Linked DNA regions of Mus musculus: region 2 is linked to region 1. Evidence: chromatin contacts called from ENCODE Hi-C or POLR2A ChIA-PET data. All regions are on one chromosome and are shown on one strand. The core of a region is the stretch at or near the end of the contact, and the rest is flanking DNA. Distances in the headings are between cores, read along the strand shown.

Region 1 (3,828 bases), core at 753-3,252:
AGGGATCCTGATTGAGGCCAGACCCTGTTCCTCCTCCCCCACCCCCTACCCCCGTGTGTGTGTCTGTGTGTGTGTGTGTGTGTGTGTGAGAAAGAGAAAGAGATGCACATCTGGTTCCCGTGGAGGGCAGAAGAGAGCAGCAGACCTCCTGGAACTGGAGTTATATAGATGGTTGTGAGCGGCCATGTGGGTGTTGGAAACTGAACTCGGGTCCTCTCAAAGACCAAGTGCCCTTAACCATTGAGCCGTATCTCTGTCACAAGACCCTGTTTCAGAGTATGAAAAACAAAAGAGCTAAGTTATCGTGACAATTTTAGAATTTGAGTTTCTTTAAAAAAAAAAAAAAACCACAGAAATATTGTAGGAATGTGCTTTCGTTTTAATCCCAGGTGTGGGATGTGGGCTGCTTCGGACTGTCTGCAGCAGCTGACTATGATTTGCCTCTAGCAGAGGCGTGGTTTTCCCAGCTGCAAATAGTTTCTGTGTGACACTTGGAATTCTTAACACTTTTCAGGGGTATATAAACACCCCAAGAGGCGGGGTGGTAGCGGATGGGTACTCGGGGGTGTGGGTTGGTTGCAGTTTTTTAGTAGCTGTGCTCAAAGAAGAAACAAAAGGAAAGAAATTAGATTTAGGGGTTGGTCTCTCTCTCTTCCCCCCCCTATCTTTCGTTCTCTCCTCTCTAGTGATAAGGAGTGAAATAGGGGAGGGGTAAAGAGGAGGGAAAAGGAGAAGCCACAAAATAGCAGACCCGCTTGCTACACTAGCCAGGCAGCGGTGGCGCAGGCCTTTGATTCCAGCATTTGGGAGGCAAAGGCAGGTGGATTTCTGAGTTCGAGGACAGCCTGGTCTACAGAGTGAGTTTCAGGACTCCCAAGGCTACACAGAGAAATGTTGAATTAAAAAACAAACAAACAAAAAACATCAGCAAAGATTTCTGACAACTTGAAACAGCAGCTCTTAGCACTCACCATTCCAAGGAGGAGGTTTCCAGTGGGCTGTTTCCTTGGAGGGGTACATGACAGCTCCCGAAAACTGCTCTGCCCATTCAATATCTGGCTGCCACTGCCGAGCACCTCTGGGGAATTAAAGATAGATTCTATACACGGGGCATGAGCAGTATGTGTGGTTCTTCTGTTCCAAGTCACTTCTCAAAACACGTTTTGGAGATTATAATGGAATCACAACATTTCTCCCTTCCCGTCCAGCCCCCCATATGCCCCTCCCCACTCTCCTTCAAAGTCATGGCTTTTTTTTCACTAGTTGTTATTGCAGGCATACATATATTTGTATATACATATATATTCCGAAACATCCTATCCACTCTTATGTGAGCCCGAAGAAGGATGGCCTGAATGGCAGAGCTGTGTTCTTCAATGCCAAGTCACTGACACATATATCTGGGACATACAAAGCTGGGGTCGAAGCTGCTTCCTGAATATGAATGTTGAGAACATCATGTATGCATGGTAAACCTAAGATTACTAAGAGACAGGGAGTATGGAAGGCGGGAGGAGAGAGGGAAAGAGCATAGGCGAGCAAAAAAGAGGGAACTGGGGAAAGAGGGCTCAGAGAAGAGGGGGTCTCCTTCGGATATGGGAGGTACTCTCTAGCCATTCATCTGAAGGGTAGGATATTTCATCCCACATATTTCGCTTCTGACAAAAAAATAAAAATTCATCTCCCTTATTTCCCATCCTTTGCCACAGGAGGCTGGCTGCACCTAGGAACCTAGGAAGAAATCTGGTCTGCGTGAGGAGGGTTACAGGCCTGGGTCATTCTCTCCTCAGGGGTCACAGAGCCCTTGAAATGTCCTCAGAGTGGAGACATTGCAGTTCTGCAGAGACCGCATGTAGGGACCGCCTCCTCCTCACCTGCTGGGCTGACTTGGCAAGCGGATCCCAGACCCGGGCCGCAGCACCGGGGCTCCGACCCCACGGAGGCAGCGCAGCGCCCTCAGGGCCGCCATCTTTACCGGGCTGCAGACTGTAGGAAGGAGAGCCGGGCGGAAGTCGCTCCCGCGCGCCCCCTGGTGGGCTTCCCTTCTTATCGCCACAACGGAGTCCCCATCTTGGAAGCTGGCAGGGAGGTCAATTGCGAACGGAACAACATCCGGATTCCGCTTCTCAGCTTCACTTGCGTTTCAATAACGACGACTGCCGTCATCTTTAGTAAGGGCGTCCCTCCCACGGCTTCTCTGGGCGTGAGAGATTTACTGCTCTCTCCTGAGGCAACTTCGCGCAGAATCCAGCACTTCCCGCTAGGTCCACGCTCTGCACTCGAACTTTCCTTAGAAACTGCGCTCCCTCTAGGTCCCCTACGCACTCTCTGTATGGGCGTTCCTTGACTATCTTACCATCTTGGTCAGTCTCCTGCGGTAGTCCTGCTTTCCGACAGAAGCCCCCAAGTTTTGATGACTATCTCTTTACTACGAAATCCAAAAGTGTTCATTTCCAGAGGTCCGGAAACGGGCTTGTGTGAAGGGACTCAAGTGCAGATGGGCAAGTCACAACAAACGGGAATTCACAGCCAAGGCCACGAGCGGTGGTGGAGCAAGGGGGCACTTGGTGCAAAGATAAGGAAGCAGCAATTTACAAATGGGAGGGGAAATGCTCTGACAGTGACTCTTCAATCCCTGCGATGCCCAAGTCACAGACTCAGGGAGCACCCTTAGCAATACCTAGTAACCCGCCTCCATCCTGGACGGTCTTACGTGCCACAGTCTTCCTCAGACGTATCTAATAACATAGACATGTAATAATTCCAGGACTCTGAGCCTAATTTTGTATGGACAAAGAGTTTTCCTGCCCTGGAGACTGATTTTTGTCTTTTTGTCTCCAAGCCCGGCTCCAGCTGGGCCACCCACTCTTTGAGGTTCTCCAATTTTCTCATTGGAAAGAGACCTCCTCCACATCTCCCCCAGACAGGGTCCCTGGGACATAGGCCACCAGCGGTGCAGCTGGGTGGAGCAGACAGACCAGGGGAGTGGCACCGAGCATTCTTTGTTGCAGAGGAAGAGGAGAAAGCCAGATTTCTAGGCTAAAAATTGACCTAATGGGAAGCATACCAAAGGGTGGGGCCAGAGATCCGTTGGCTGTGGGAACTGACCAAGACCTGGTGTAGACAAGGTGGTCCCCAGAAAGTCAAGGCAGAGGCTTGGTCCCCTTACCCTCTACAGCCACCTCTCCTTTTCTGGGCCTTTCTTCCTGAGATATAGTTTAAACACAAAATGTGGTGATGATGGGAGGGGGGGTTCCTCATTTTTGTGTTAATCCATCCTATGTGAAGTCAAGACAGACTCTAGCTTGCTTAGCCCTGGGGGTAGTTCAAGCAGGAACTGGGATGAGAACTCTTGGGGGGCTACCTAGGACACTGCATCTTTTGTGCCTTCTCCTTCTGCCAGCACCCCCCTCCCCACGTGCTGTAGCTGCCACTCTGTGGCCCTTTGTCTTTCACTGCTTAGTCACACTCTTTGTTCTCAGCTCAGATGGGGGGATGGAAAGGGGTAATAAGAGTATCCTGGTGACAGCTCCTCTTGCCCCTGTCCCTTCTGGTCCCTCATCCCTTGTGTGATTGACTCCTCCTGCCTCAGCCCCTCTGCTCAGGACCAGGGAGGGTCAGGGCATGTGATGGGTCAAGAGGTGAGACTGGAAATCACCAGAGGGTGGGTAGTTCAGGAAGTGATAGGCACCAGGACAGGTATTAGTGACGGGAGCAGGAAGGGAGGGGGAAGAGGAAGCATTCTGAGGAATATGATGTGGGGGACAGGAGCTGACCAGGCAGAGAATGAATAAGGGGACAGGGGCAGGGGAGGTGGGGCTTCTCTGG
Region 2 (3,828 bases), core at 921-3,420, 82 kb after region 1:
ATACCCGGCCCTTCAGTTCCTCTTAAGACAGAAATACACACACACAAACACACACACACACACACACACACACACACACACACACACACACACACACACACACACACACAGTGGCACATGCCTTTAATCCCAGAACTCAGGAGGCTGAGGCAGGTGGATCACGACCTGGTTGTTGTCTCAAAAAACAAAAGCAAAAAAAAATCAAACCAAACAACAACAACAACAACAAAAATCCTCTATACGGATTTTTTTTTTCGAGACAAAGGTCTCTCCTACTGTAATCGCCATGAGTATTCTCTTTCACTACAACATTACGGTTTTTAAAAAACAAGAAACAACCCCTCTGCCCCCTAAACCAGGTTTTCTGTGTAGCTCTGAGCATTTCCCCCCAGCCTGCATGTCAGTTTTCTTGTTATCAGTCATTCTATCTTGGATAAGCTACTGACAAAGGTCTTGCTAATGTACAGCCCAGTCACCTGGGAGGATCACGTTACCTCAAATTCATTCTTTTCCTTTCCTCTTTCCTTCTTCCCTCTTGTTTGAGGCAGGGTTTCTCTGTGTAGCCCTGGCTGTCCTGGAACTCACTCTGTAGACCAGGCTGGCCTTGACTCAGAGATCTGCCTGTTTCTGCCTCTGGAATTAAAGGTATGCACTACTACAAACTGGTGAAAACCTTCCTTTTTCTTTTAAATTCTCCTCCACACGACAACTTACTGACAGCTCCCCCACTTCTCCCCCTCCCCCCAATAAACACTGAGAAAAGGGCTTTTTACTTTTGCCTTTTTACTACTGGGTCTGGCTGGTCTGTTGCTCATTAAATAGGTCCAGTTTTGCCTCAAATCCCATCCTCCCGCTTCTTGAAAACTGGGATTACAAACCTTAGTGTGAGTAGCCACAAAACTTTTTACACATTGTATCTTTCCACTTGGATCTGGTTGTTACCCTATACCTCTATGTAACAACTTTCTCCAAGTTTACCTAGTGACCTTCATTTCTTCCACATTCCGAACCACACATTTTAGTCCACATCTTACCTAATCGCTTACTCTTGATACTTGTAACAAGTTTCCTTGATACTTTTCTCTGTCTGGCTTCCTGTCTGTGCCTCCTCGCTGTCCTATTTTCTGCTTCCTTCCCTCATCTCACTCCTCGAATGCACACATCCTCCTCTTTAGGCCATTTTTCTCTCTTATGGCTCCAAGAATATCCAGACATGCGCAAGCACACTTTCAACTTTCTTGGTTTCAAACCACACTAATTCATATATACTTGCCTAAAAGATATCCCGCAGATCTCTTGAAACTAAAAATAACGTAACCCAGTTATTCAAGTCAGGACACTCATATTTCCTTATCCAACACATGCCTTCCTACCTACACATCGCCACTGTCTCTTCTTTAGCTTCATAATTGATCTCTCTCCCTACCCAGCTCCACTCCCCAGGGACCGAACGTCAGGCCTAACCGTGCTAAGAACGCATTCTTCTACAGTGCTCTAACATCCTTGCGGTCTTCTTCGCTTAAATTAAGTCCAAATTGGTCTCCATCTCCAGGGCTCAAGTAATCCTCCTGCCTCAGGCTTCAGGCTGGCACTAACATGCCCAGAGCTGGCAAGCTGTGATCTCTCTACAATACAAATATAACTAACTGTTCACACCTCTGTTTAGACCCTTCAAAGCCTCTTCGACTGCCCTTAGGATAAAATAAATTTGCAAGGTCTTGAGTCATAGCTCCCTATCTCAAAGCCCTTTGTATTACCTCTTCCTTTAGCCACAGCAGGCTCTCGGCAGCTCCAGAACATACTCGAGCCCATCCCACCCCCAATTCAATTCTCAGCCGTCCTTCACCCGTCAGCTGAGGCGACTTTTCCATAGGAAAATGGGAGCTCAAAAGGAAAACACTGAAGGGATGAATTCCGAGAGAGGGTGAGAAGCGCGGCTGCGAGGTTCGGGTTTCAGAACGTCAGAGTGACAGGAAGTTCAAGGCAAAGGTGAACTCCAGATCGTGACCTTTCACCTCAGTTCACCGGGCAGTCCGACCCCCGGCCGATTCCGCCCTTACGTATCATGGCTGCCAGCCCCTCTCTCCCGAGGGCCTTCGAGCCCGATACCAGCCAGCTCGGGCGCCACCAAGGCTTCCACCTTCAAATACGTTCTCTCTCCGCTTCTTAGAACCTCCCCGCCGCCGCCGTTAGGAGAACCCTGCGTTGCCAGCTTGCCCCTAAGCAAGATGGCTGCCAGTCTCCAGCCTCTCTTGCCGACGTGAAGCTACCCACTCCCCGCTTAATGCCGCTGCCAGGCTGCCCTCACCTAGTATGGCTCCTCCGCTCATGCCTCGTTATGGTCTCGAAGCCGACACTAACCGGCCAGGTTCCGGGAGGCGCTGTGCAGGATGCAGCCACCCCCGCCCGGCCCTCCCCTCCCCCACGCCCGCGGCGGCGGCGGCGGCGGCGGAGGCGGCGGCGGCTGGAGCCCGGATGCGGCTCCGTGAGGCGCAGGCCCCGGAGAGCGGCGCGGATGGATCCAACATGGCGGCGCCGAGGCTGAGCCGAGAGTGAGGCGGCGGGGCGGCCGGCCGGCGTGGGGAGGGGGAGTCGAGTGGGACGGGGCGGGGCCGGGCGGGGCCGCCAAGGGCTTGGGGAAGGAAAGTGGAAGGGGGAGGCGGTGGCGACGTCCAGCCCGGAGAACCTCCGGAGAGGGAGGTGACGGGACGCTGCGAGGTGGGGGAAGGGGAGCGGCCGAGGGGGGCGTGCAGGGGAGATGGCAACTGTGGGAGAGGGCAGGGGTCGGGGCGCAGGAGTGCGAGCCTGGGGAGGGGCGTAAACAAGGGCCCAGGCTGGCCCAGGCCAGGGGCAGTAAAGAGGCCGAGGTGGGGAGCGGGGCTGCGAGCCAGCGCTGGGGAAGGGGTAGGAGCCGGAGGGAGAGGTTGAGGGTGTGGAGGGGACGGGGGCTGGTGGCATGTGGCTGCAGGGAGGGCTGGACTCCCGTGAGCGCCGTGGTGAGGACGTGGGAGGTGGCGGGGGTTGGGGGGGGGGGTTGGATTGGACTTGAGACGTGTGCCGGAGGGAGGTTTTTCAAAGTGTTCAAATTGGAAGCGGAAGGGCCTAAGGGGAGAATTGGGGTGGAAGAGGAGAAGAGAAGCGGGGCTTGGCGGATGGAGAGAGTGGCGATGTGCCGGGGTAACGTAGAAAGTGAGAGACCCGGAGGAAAGTTTGAAAGGAAGGGGGGAAGATAGGGCAGTGGAGCTGCACGGGTGATAGAGGGTTTGGGGGTTTCCCTTTCCCCCCTGTGGAAGGGCAGCAGAGTTAAGCAGTATCAGTTGCAGCCAATTTTAATTGCCAGGCGCTTAGCTTTTAATAGGGTGGGAAGGGCAGAAAGGAATGGTCATGTGGGTTTGGAGAATTGGGGTTGAATGAGGGTTCAACCGGATTTGCTTTCCAAAACACCCGCTTGCTTCCTTGTTTTTCCTGGTTACAAATAGGGAGATTAGTAAAGCTCTTTCCTAGGTTTCTTTTTTTCTTTTCTTGCAATTAGCATTACAAGAATAGGGAAAGAGACTTTTCTGGAGCCTTATATACCAAGGTGGAGGCTCTGGAAGCCTGAGGAGGAAATAGAAGAGACAGACTGGCCTCTAGGTAACAGGCTAATTAAATATGCTTACCTTTACTGACCCTCAAGTTGTAGGAGGGGGAGGAGGTGTCAATATGCGTATTTAGGAAAAAAAACAAAAACAAAACAAAACAAAACCACCGTTTCCTACCGGAGTGTAGACGTGAGTGGATGTTGCTTTAGTGGTCATTTTGTTTTCATTGTGTGCTGAGGGAAGAGGT

The links. A loop is a pair of places that touch in the nucleus more often than their neighbours do. ChIA-PET counts read pairs that join two places held with the same protein, here RNA polymerase II (POLR2A).
Region 2: a loop to region 1 is called in a map of heart, with 2.0 times the contacts of the local background. The contact joins the promoter of Dedd here to the promoter of Ndufs2 in region 1. A Hi-C loop is called at or near these places in 1 of 37 maps with a recorded cell type or tissue (heart). POLR2A ChIA-PET finds 5 or more read pairs at or near these places in 1 of 5 experiments (Patski).

Annotation. Positions count from the first base shown.
Region 1 is chr1:171,245,120-171,248,947 of GRCm38, forward strand. Ndufs2 (NADH:ubiquinone oxidoreductase core subunit S2) reads right to left here and starts at 2,003. Exons shown (of 13, transcript NM_153064.5): 1 at 1,875-2,003; 2 at 972-1,078. The coding sequence starts at 1,969.
Region 2 is chr1:171,326,975-171,330,802 of GRCm38, forward strand. It overlaps Dedd (death effector domain-containing), which reads left to right and starts at 2,171. Exons shown (of 6, transcript NM_001128609.1): 1 at 2,171-2,552. Gm20045 (a long non-coding RNA gene) reads right to left here and starts at 340. Exons shown (of 2, transcript XR_865726.1): 1 at 1-340.